Linked DNA regions of Homo sapiens: region 1 is linked to region 2. Evidence: chromatin contacts called from ENCODE Hi-C or POLR2A ChIA-PET data. All regions are on one chromosome and are shown on one strand. Each heading gives the region's core, a stretch centred on a gene start or an enhancer-like site at or near the end of the contact. The rest is flanking DNA. Distances are from core to core; before and after follow the strand shown.

Region 1 (3,868 bases), core at 863-3,362, 170 kb before region 2:
CAAATTTGTCTCTCAACTATATTTCATCAGTGTTCACTGTGTGTCTGGCACTAAGTGCTAGGAATATAGCAGTAACAAGAACAAAAAACATATCTTGGTGTTAGAGTACAGAAAGGATTTTGGATAAAAACTATGCTGTAAAAATATATCTTTTACCAATTTCAAATTACCTAAATATACCAGGAATGCACTATTTTAAAGTTTAACATGTGAGTGAACAAAGGGAGTTAAACTCACATTATACAGATTATGAAAGTGGGAATTATCAAGCGGGAATTCTTGATAGCATCAAAGGAGGTAGTTTAATCTAGTACTTTATTACAGAAATGGCAGTTAATCATTGACGCAATAAAATGCTGAGCGTAAGAACCTTCGCACATTCTCATCTGTTGAGTCTCTTATTTTACATTTAATCACATGACTCCCAGTATTATTTGTCTATTTTTCTCCTTGTGGCTTGTTTTCCCAACCAGATCATAAGATTCTAGTGTCAAGCGCTATGTTATACTCCTTTTTAAGTAAGTCCTAGTATAGCACCTAGCACAGTGCTAAGTATCCAGCACTGATGAAATTTTAGCATATTACTAACACTCATAAACTAAGTTCAAGAACTGTCATTTTACAGATGATGACATCAAAGAGCAAAGGGTCTCACTGGCACTCTGGGATTGGAAACCACTTACAGGACACGCTAACCATATCTTAGTCTCCATGGCCTAGGCATCTTTAAATCTCCAGTGTCTAGCACTGATATCCAGGAGGTGAACACTCCAACAACTATGTAGGAGGATAAAGGTTTGCTGAATGAATGCATATATCTTGACTCCTAGTGTTGTACTCTTTTCATGATTAAAAACAACAACAAGAAAAAAAGACTGTTGATTTAACTGGAATTGGGATGATGTGCTCATCCTCACCTCCAAGAAAGGCAAAAGTGTGATTATTTGTGGAAGGTTTTCCCTTTGAAGAACTGTACACACAACTCAGAATTTAAACTTTAAGTTATTACCTATAATTATTATATTTCCACAATAAACAAATAACAGCAGCTAATATTTGTCGGGCATTTACTAATGTGGCAGGCACTATTCTAAGCTCTTTAATTATATTAAACTATTTAAACTTACAGCAACCTTCCAAGATAGGTGCTGTTATTACCCCAATTTACAGATGAGGGCACTGAGGCACGTAGATGCTTATGTAACTTGCTAGTGAGTGACAGAGCTGGGATCCAAACCCAGGATGTCTGCCTCCATGGCCCACTTTCTTAATTACTACATTAAACCATCTCTCAATAATTTAAGAGAAAACCATCAGATTAATATCTTATGATTAGTGAATTATAAATCATAATTAGTGGCTTATAAAGATTTATAACTATAAATCTCATAATTGGTGAACTATAAATGTTTTCAACAAATGATATTTTATTAAGTACCTAGAAAAATGAGAAGTAAAAGATGACAAAATATTGCCAAAAAGAAGTTCTATTACATGCGTTCTAATGAAAAGAAAATTATTTATCAGTAATAAGTATAAAAACTGTAAACACATAAATCAAGGCTACAAGAGAGGGAACAAGCCCCCCGTAACTTGACACAGACTCTACAATGATGACACTGTTCACTGATTTAGCAAACTATATATATAAAGTTTAAGTAAATAATGAAAGGTAAATTTGGATTTGACTCCTCTTTAAATTATCATTTGTTCCTAGTTACTGAGATCCGACTCAAATGTTAAGGTTTCACTATAAAAAAATAAAAGTAGGCAAATTTTACTATACTTTATAGGCTTTTTAGTGACAGCCAAGAACTAATCTAGATTAACAAAGCTATATGAAGATATTCTACAACCTTTAAAACATTAGCAGTTTTAAAATAATGCAAAATATAAGAAAATATATTCTTTCTGGCTTAATAGGGCTAACCCTGTTTTTTGATACACTGTCTGGAAAAAAATAATGACTTAGACCATTTCTATTCTTCAAGCCACCTAAAAAGAACAAAGTAGATGAGTCCAGGGTTCCTTCCCTGAGTCTACGTCAGTTTCCTTTACCCTGACTATTAATTTACCATTTGGCATGTGTCCTACATAGCTTCCTGTTTTCTTGATAGTGACGTTTGTGCTAAACCAACAATATTTAACATCAGCTGAGAAGGAAGTCTTCAACTTTGGCAACCTAAAATAACAAGTGACTCTCAAATAAAATATGCTCAAAGATCAATAACCACCTTTTAAAAAAAAGTCACATATTACAGTAAATTACTGTTAACTAATATTAACTACATTTTCATCTTTTAGAATTTATTTTCTCTGAATTAAATCTAACATAGATTACTCAGTTTCAAAAATTATCATGGTTTCTAGACTGGATGCAGCAGTAAAGAAGCTGGAAGACTGACAAAGGGTATCTTAACATCTATCTAAATAATCTAAAACATGAGCATTTTATCTGCAAAGGCATCTGAACTGGTTCATGGAATCTTACATATTCAGCCTTGAAAGGGCTATAATTATACCCCATCTGACTGGCCAGACCAAATCCACAAGGTCAAGTCTTAGACCTTTTTACAAGCAAAAAGGACAAATTAAAATCGGTAAAAGAAGACAAAATTGCATTCAGATAGATTTTCTCGGTTGATTTTCAGGGGAATGGGGCTATGCATTTGATGACATATGATATTCTTGATACATCAAGTACATTCTATCTCTAAAGCCTAAAAACTATGGCTAGACCCTCCTAGAAAAAATGATACATTTAATTCTTAGCATAGGATTCCAAAATGCCATCACCAAAATAAGTGACTCAGCCCAGAATGTTTTAAAAATTACAAAATTAAAATATTCAAGAAAATGTGTTTGCCAGTTCATGTGGCGTCAACTGTTATTCTCAGCTTCTATGCCATATCTCCATTTATAAATGATAAACTTCAACTCTACTTTAGAGTAGGAAGTATTTTTAAATGTTGGTAGGTGTCCCTATAACAAAAATGTGGTTTAAATTACAATATGGTTTCAGTAGGAATGATGGGCTCACATACAGTTTTTAACAGCTAACTAGGATCGGGAAAAAATCCTTTAACTTTTTCAGATAGATGCTTAGCTTATTAATTTTCAACCTTTCTTCTTTTCTAATATGTGCATTTAATTAACTCTGCTAAGAGAATAAGAGGAAATTGATAGGATTATCTTAATAAGTACAAGTGTTTGATGAAATTAAACATCCATTCATAATTTTAAAAGCTCTCTATAAACTGGGATAAAAGGGAACTTCCTTAATGTGATCAAAGCTATCTACAAAAAACTTAAAGCAACATCATACTTAAAAACAAAACATTAAAATTTTTTTCTTTGAGATAGAGGATGAGACAAGAATACCAACTCTCATCACTTTAATTCAACATTGTACTGGAGGTCTTAGCCAGGATGGAGGAAATAAGGAGTATAAAAATTGGAAAAGAAGAAACAGAACTTACTTTTTTGCAGAAAATGTGACTGTGAACATAGAAAATTTTGTAAATGTTCATATGCACTATTGGAATGAATATGTGGGTTTAGCAAAGTTGTTAGAGCATACATAGAAGTCTATTGTATTTCCATATACCATCAACTGTCAGAAAATAAAACTTTTAGAAAGATGCCATCTAAAATAATATCAAATGATCAAATATATAGAAATAAATGTTACAATAGATGTGCAAGATCTCTATGCAGAAAGCTATTATTAAGAAGAAAATAAGTAAACAAATAAATGAACAGAGATATCATGTTCATGGATTAAAAGACTCATAATGAGGCCGGGCACAGTGGCTCATGCCTGTAATCTTAGCACGTTAGAAGGCCAAGTCAGGTGGATCACTTGAGC
Region 2 (3,730 bases), core at 996-3,495:
GGCTGTACTCTGACAACACAATTGCTTTTTGGGGATTTTTGCAAACATCTCAAAAGGGCAAGAAACATTCTTCCTCCCTTTTAGCCCAATGTAGACCGGAGGTTTTTTCAGCCGTCAGCTGAATGCTGGGCCCCACCAGTGCCCAGTAGGTACAGTCCCATCCACTGTGAGGTGGGCTCCAGGGAGGGCCGTTGGGTCCATGTGAAGCCAGCAGGAGGGGCCATGTGAAGCCAGCGTCTGAGGGGCTCCCCATGAGGCCACCAAGCCCCTGTCAAACCTAGTAAGTCACCCTGACACCAACCCCACCCTTCCTCAGAAGAGCAGTGAATAAACAAGAGCATGTGAATTGGGCAACTCCAGGTGGGGGTGCAGGGAAAGTGCTCAGGCTTGAAGGGGGGATAGAGAGGGGCTGGTAGAGTCACAGTGGGGAAGCAGCTGAAGGAGACGGATCGGTGAAGGAGCTCATGTGGAGGGGCCCCAGATAGTGAAGGAGGGTCCAAACCAACATTTTCTATTCTTTGCCCAGTAAAGTTTCATGAATCAACTCAAATGTTTGCTTGCTCTCACCTTCTGCCCCTAAGGAGGAAGTTGGGGGATAGCTGGTCCAAGGATTTGGACTTTGGGGCTCTCCATTTGTAAGTAAGGAAAAAGTCAAGATGAGCCATCATACTCTGTTTTCATTCCATCCTTGGCACAGACAACATATTACTCCAAAGGAGAGCTGAATAACAGAATTTAAAGGGAAATTAGAGATGAGAACATTTAGTCATCATCCTCATTTTACAGATGAGAAAACTGAGGCCCAGGGAGGTTAAACATTAAATAATGTGCTCCAAATCACTCAACCAATAATTGCAGAACTGGCAGGACTAGAACTCTGCCGCCTAATTCCCAGTTCATGCATTTTCTTGCCTTCTGCTGTGCCTGACAGGTTCCCAGTGGTGAAAGTCGGCCTTGGAGCGCCCTCCCATGGCTGTGGACAGCTACTGGAGCAGCTGTGGCACAGGCCAGTGTTAACTTGAGGATAGAATGACCTGCAGGGCTGGTTGAAACAGATTGCTGGGCCCCACCCTTGGAGTTTTGGGTTGTCTAACAAGTCCCCAGGGGACGCTGACCTACTGATTCAAAGACCACTTACTCAGAAACTCAGATGTAGATAAAAGATTTTGCAGCCAGAATACCTGGTTTCAGGTCCCAGCTCTGCCATCCAAGTGCTGATACCTTGAACATGGTACTTAATCTCTTAGCATCTCGATCTCTTTATTTTATGATGGCAACAATAACAACCACCCATAGGGTTAATGTGTAAAATAAATAAATCAGATGTAAAATACCTGAGAAGTGACATGCTGATGCTGTGTGAATATACAGATTCACAAATATGTGACCTTTGTCTGGAGAGATGCCACTGGAGGCCAGGGAATGTCCACAGAGACAAAAGCATTCTCTTAATGCTACTCAAAATTACAATAAATCCAGAAGAAATTGTGTTTATCCTGCCACAAATACTGGCTGAGGAATTACGAGGGCCTGGCACTGTGCTGTACACCACATTTGCAAAGGTGAATGACAGTCCCTGCCCTGGAGGAACAACTAGAAGGAAGATAAACATGTAAATTCTAATAATTACCCTAATCCCAGATGAGCCAGGGAAGGAACCCTGTGCCTAGAGCACAGAGCATCCCACCCTGTCTGAGAAGTCAAGCAAGGCTTTGAAAAAGAACCTGACTTTTGAGTAGGGTCTTGAAGGATGAATAGGAGTTCTTTAAGAAGAGAAGTGGTAGGGGGCACTCCAGGCAAAGGAAACAGCATATGCAAAGTAGTCACGGAAGCATGAAAATGCATAATATTTTCAAGGAAATCGCACGTGGTTCTATGTAACTGGAGCTCAGTGGGTCTGGGAAAAGGACTGGCAAAAAAGGCTAAGAAGTTTGGGCCATGCCGGGCACGCGGGTGGCTGAGGCAGGAGAATGCTGTGAACCTGGGAGGCGGAGCTTGCAGTGAGCCGAGATCGCGCCACTGCACTCCAGCCTGGGCGACAGAGCGAGACTCCATCTCAAAAAAAAAAAAAGAAGTTTCGGCCTGACTGTAACCTGGTGGGAAGCCATTGGAAGACACCCGACGAGGATTCCCTGAAAAAATTCTTAATGAGTCCCTAAGGCAAAGATTTCCAAGCCAAGCGCTTCACCACATACCCTCAGCGGCCCCAGTGCCTGAGAGCCTCCCCTGCCAGGAAGCCTAGCCCAGAAACGCCTCCCGAAACGGGTAGTGGCCCTGGGGAAGAAGCTTCCCTGGAAGGCACAAGCAGTAAACGGGCAGCCTCTTACCTCTTACCTTCATCAGATACTGGCGGGAGGCACCCTCCTGGCAGATTTCTTCATCCCCCTCTCCTTCTGTGGGTGTGGAGTCACTGGGAGAACAAAGGGATGTTATCTGTAGCTAATAAGTTATGGGAGGGGGAGGGAGCTGTAGGCGCCTGTGGGGGTGGGGAAATGAGTCCTGAGCAGCTCTGATGCAATCCAGAAAGAGGCAGGTGCAAGCCTGCACCTGGGAAGCAAACCCCCTGCCTCCCCAAAGTACACAGAGATTTGAAGCTGGAAGAGGCACCTCCAAGACTTGCCCGTGATCCCACAGCTAGCTGACGCCTGGCCCCCTCTCCCCACATCTGACTCCACGATAAAAGGTCTCAGTCTTGGAAAAACTGGCGGTTGCTGTGTTCATTGACCTCACTCCCTCTTCCTGAGTCTCTCCTGCAGCCTTCCCTTCCCAGCCCAGTCCCTGACCCTCTTTCAGACTCAGCCTTTGGTTTCCAAACAGGTATAGAATGTGGTGTGCAAAAAATGGCCTCCGCTATTTTTGAAAAAAGCAATGGCAAGAAAAAAAGAGCAAACTGCTATTCTGAGCCACATGGGCTTGGGGTTTTGATTCCAATTTCTTTGTCTCCGGTGGAGGTGGAAGCAACTTGCTCTTGTGGGAATAATCCCTTTTGTTTTTAGGAAAAGATTTTAATAGGTCTTTGGGTTATGCAAGGATAAAACGTGAACCTTTTCTGGAAAGGAGACAGTGCAATGCAGGACAACGTGAGGCCACAGGCTCCTCTTAGTCACTGTAAAATGTGGCTTTCTTTGAGAGAGAATGGCATCTCTGCAGAGGTTATGGGGAGTTTTGTTAAAGCTGTGCTTGGAGAACTTAAGAGAGGGGCTTGGGCTGGGCATGGTGGCTCACACCTATAATCCCAACAATTTGGAAGGCCGAGACGGGCGGATCGCTTGAGGTCAGGAGTTCGAGACCAGCCTGGCCAACATGGTGAAACCCTGTCTCTACTAAAAATACAAAAAAATTAGCTGAGTGTGGTGGCAGGAGCCTGTAATCCTAGCTACTCGGGAGACTGAGGCAGAAGAATCGCTTTAACCCAGGAGGTGGAGATAGCAGTGAGCTGAGATGGCGCCACTGCACTCCAGCCTGGGTGACAGAGTAAGACTTCATCTCAAAAAAAAAAAAAAAAAAAAAAAGAGAGGGGTCTGTTTCTGCAGTGGGCACCAGCAGGATTGAGCTGGTGACTGGCAGGGAGGACACCCAGGATGTGTGTGAATTCTCAGGAGTCCTTGCAAACAAGGGGAGAGGAAACCCAGGCAGGGCCGAGCTGTGCTGTTCCCGTTTGGTGACTGAAGGGACTGTGAGTGTGAAGGCAGGTGACAGGAGGATGGGTGGGGGTTGTGTCCTATTCCTC

Evidence for each region. Hi-C counts contacts between places; a loop is a spot of excess contacts on that map. ChIA-PET counts read pairs that join two places held with the same protein, here RNA polymerase II (POLR2A).
Region 1: a loop to region 2 is called in a map of endothelial cell of umbilical vein, with 7 times the contacts of the local background. The contact joins two enhancer-like sites. A Hi-C loop is called at or near these places in 3 of 168 maps with a recorded cell type or tissue (Caco-2, Calu3 and endothelial cell of umbilical vein). POLR2A ChIA-PET finds 5 or more read pairs at or near these places in 4 of 52 experiments (AG04450, HepG2 and WTC11).

Annotation. Positions count from the first base shown.
Region 1 is chr2:27,918,920-27,922,787 of GRCh38, reverse strand. The region is part of intron 2 of BABAM2 (BRISC and BRCA1 A complex member 2); the gene reads right to left. Among named protein-coding and RNA genes, the nearest start is that of BABAM2-AS1, 30 kb to the right of the region's middle. Within about 2 kb of position 2,112, at least 6 of the 41 ENCODE cell types and tissues checked have a DNase peak (open chromatin) inside an H3K27ac peak, as active enhancers do.
Region 2 is chr2:27,751,552-27,755,281 of GRCh38, reverse strand. No RefSeq gene overlaps it. Among named protein-coding and RNA genes, the nearest start is that of MRPL33, 18 kb to the left of the region's middle. RefSeq lists an enhancer at 2,044-2,662. Within about 2 kb of position 2,245, at least 10 of the 41 ENCODE cell types and tissues checked have a DNase peak (open chromatin) inside an H3K27ac peak, as active enhancers do.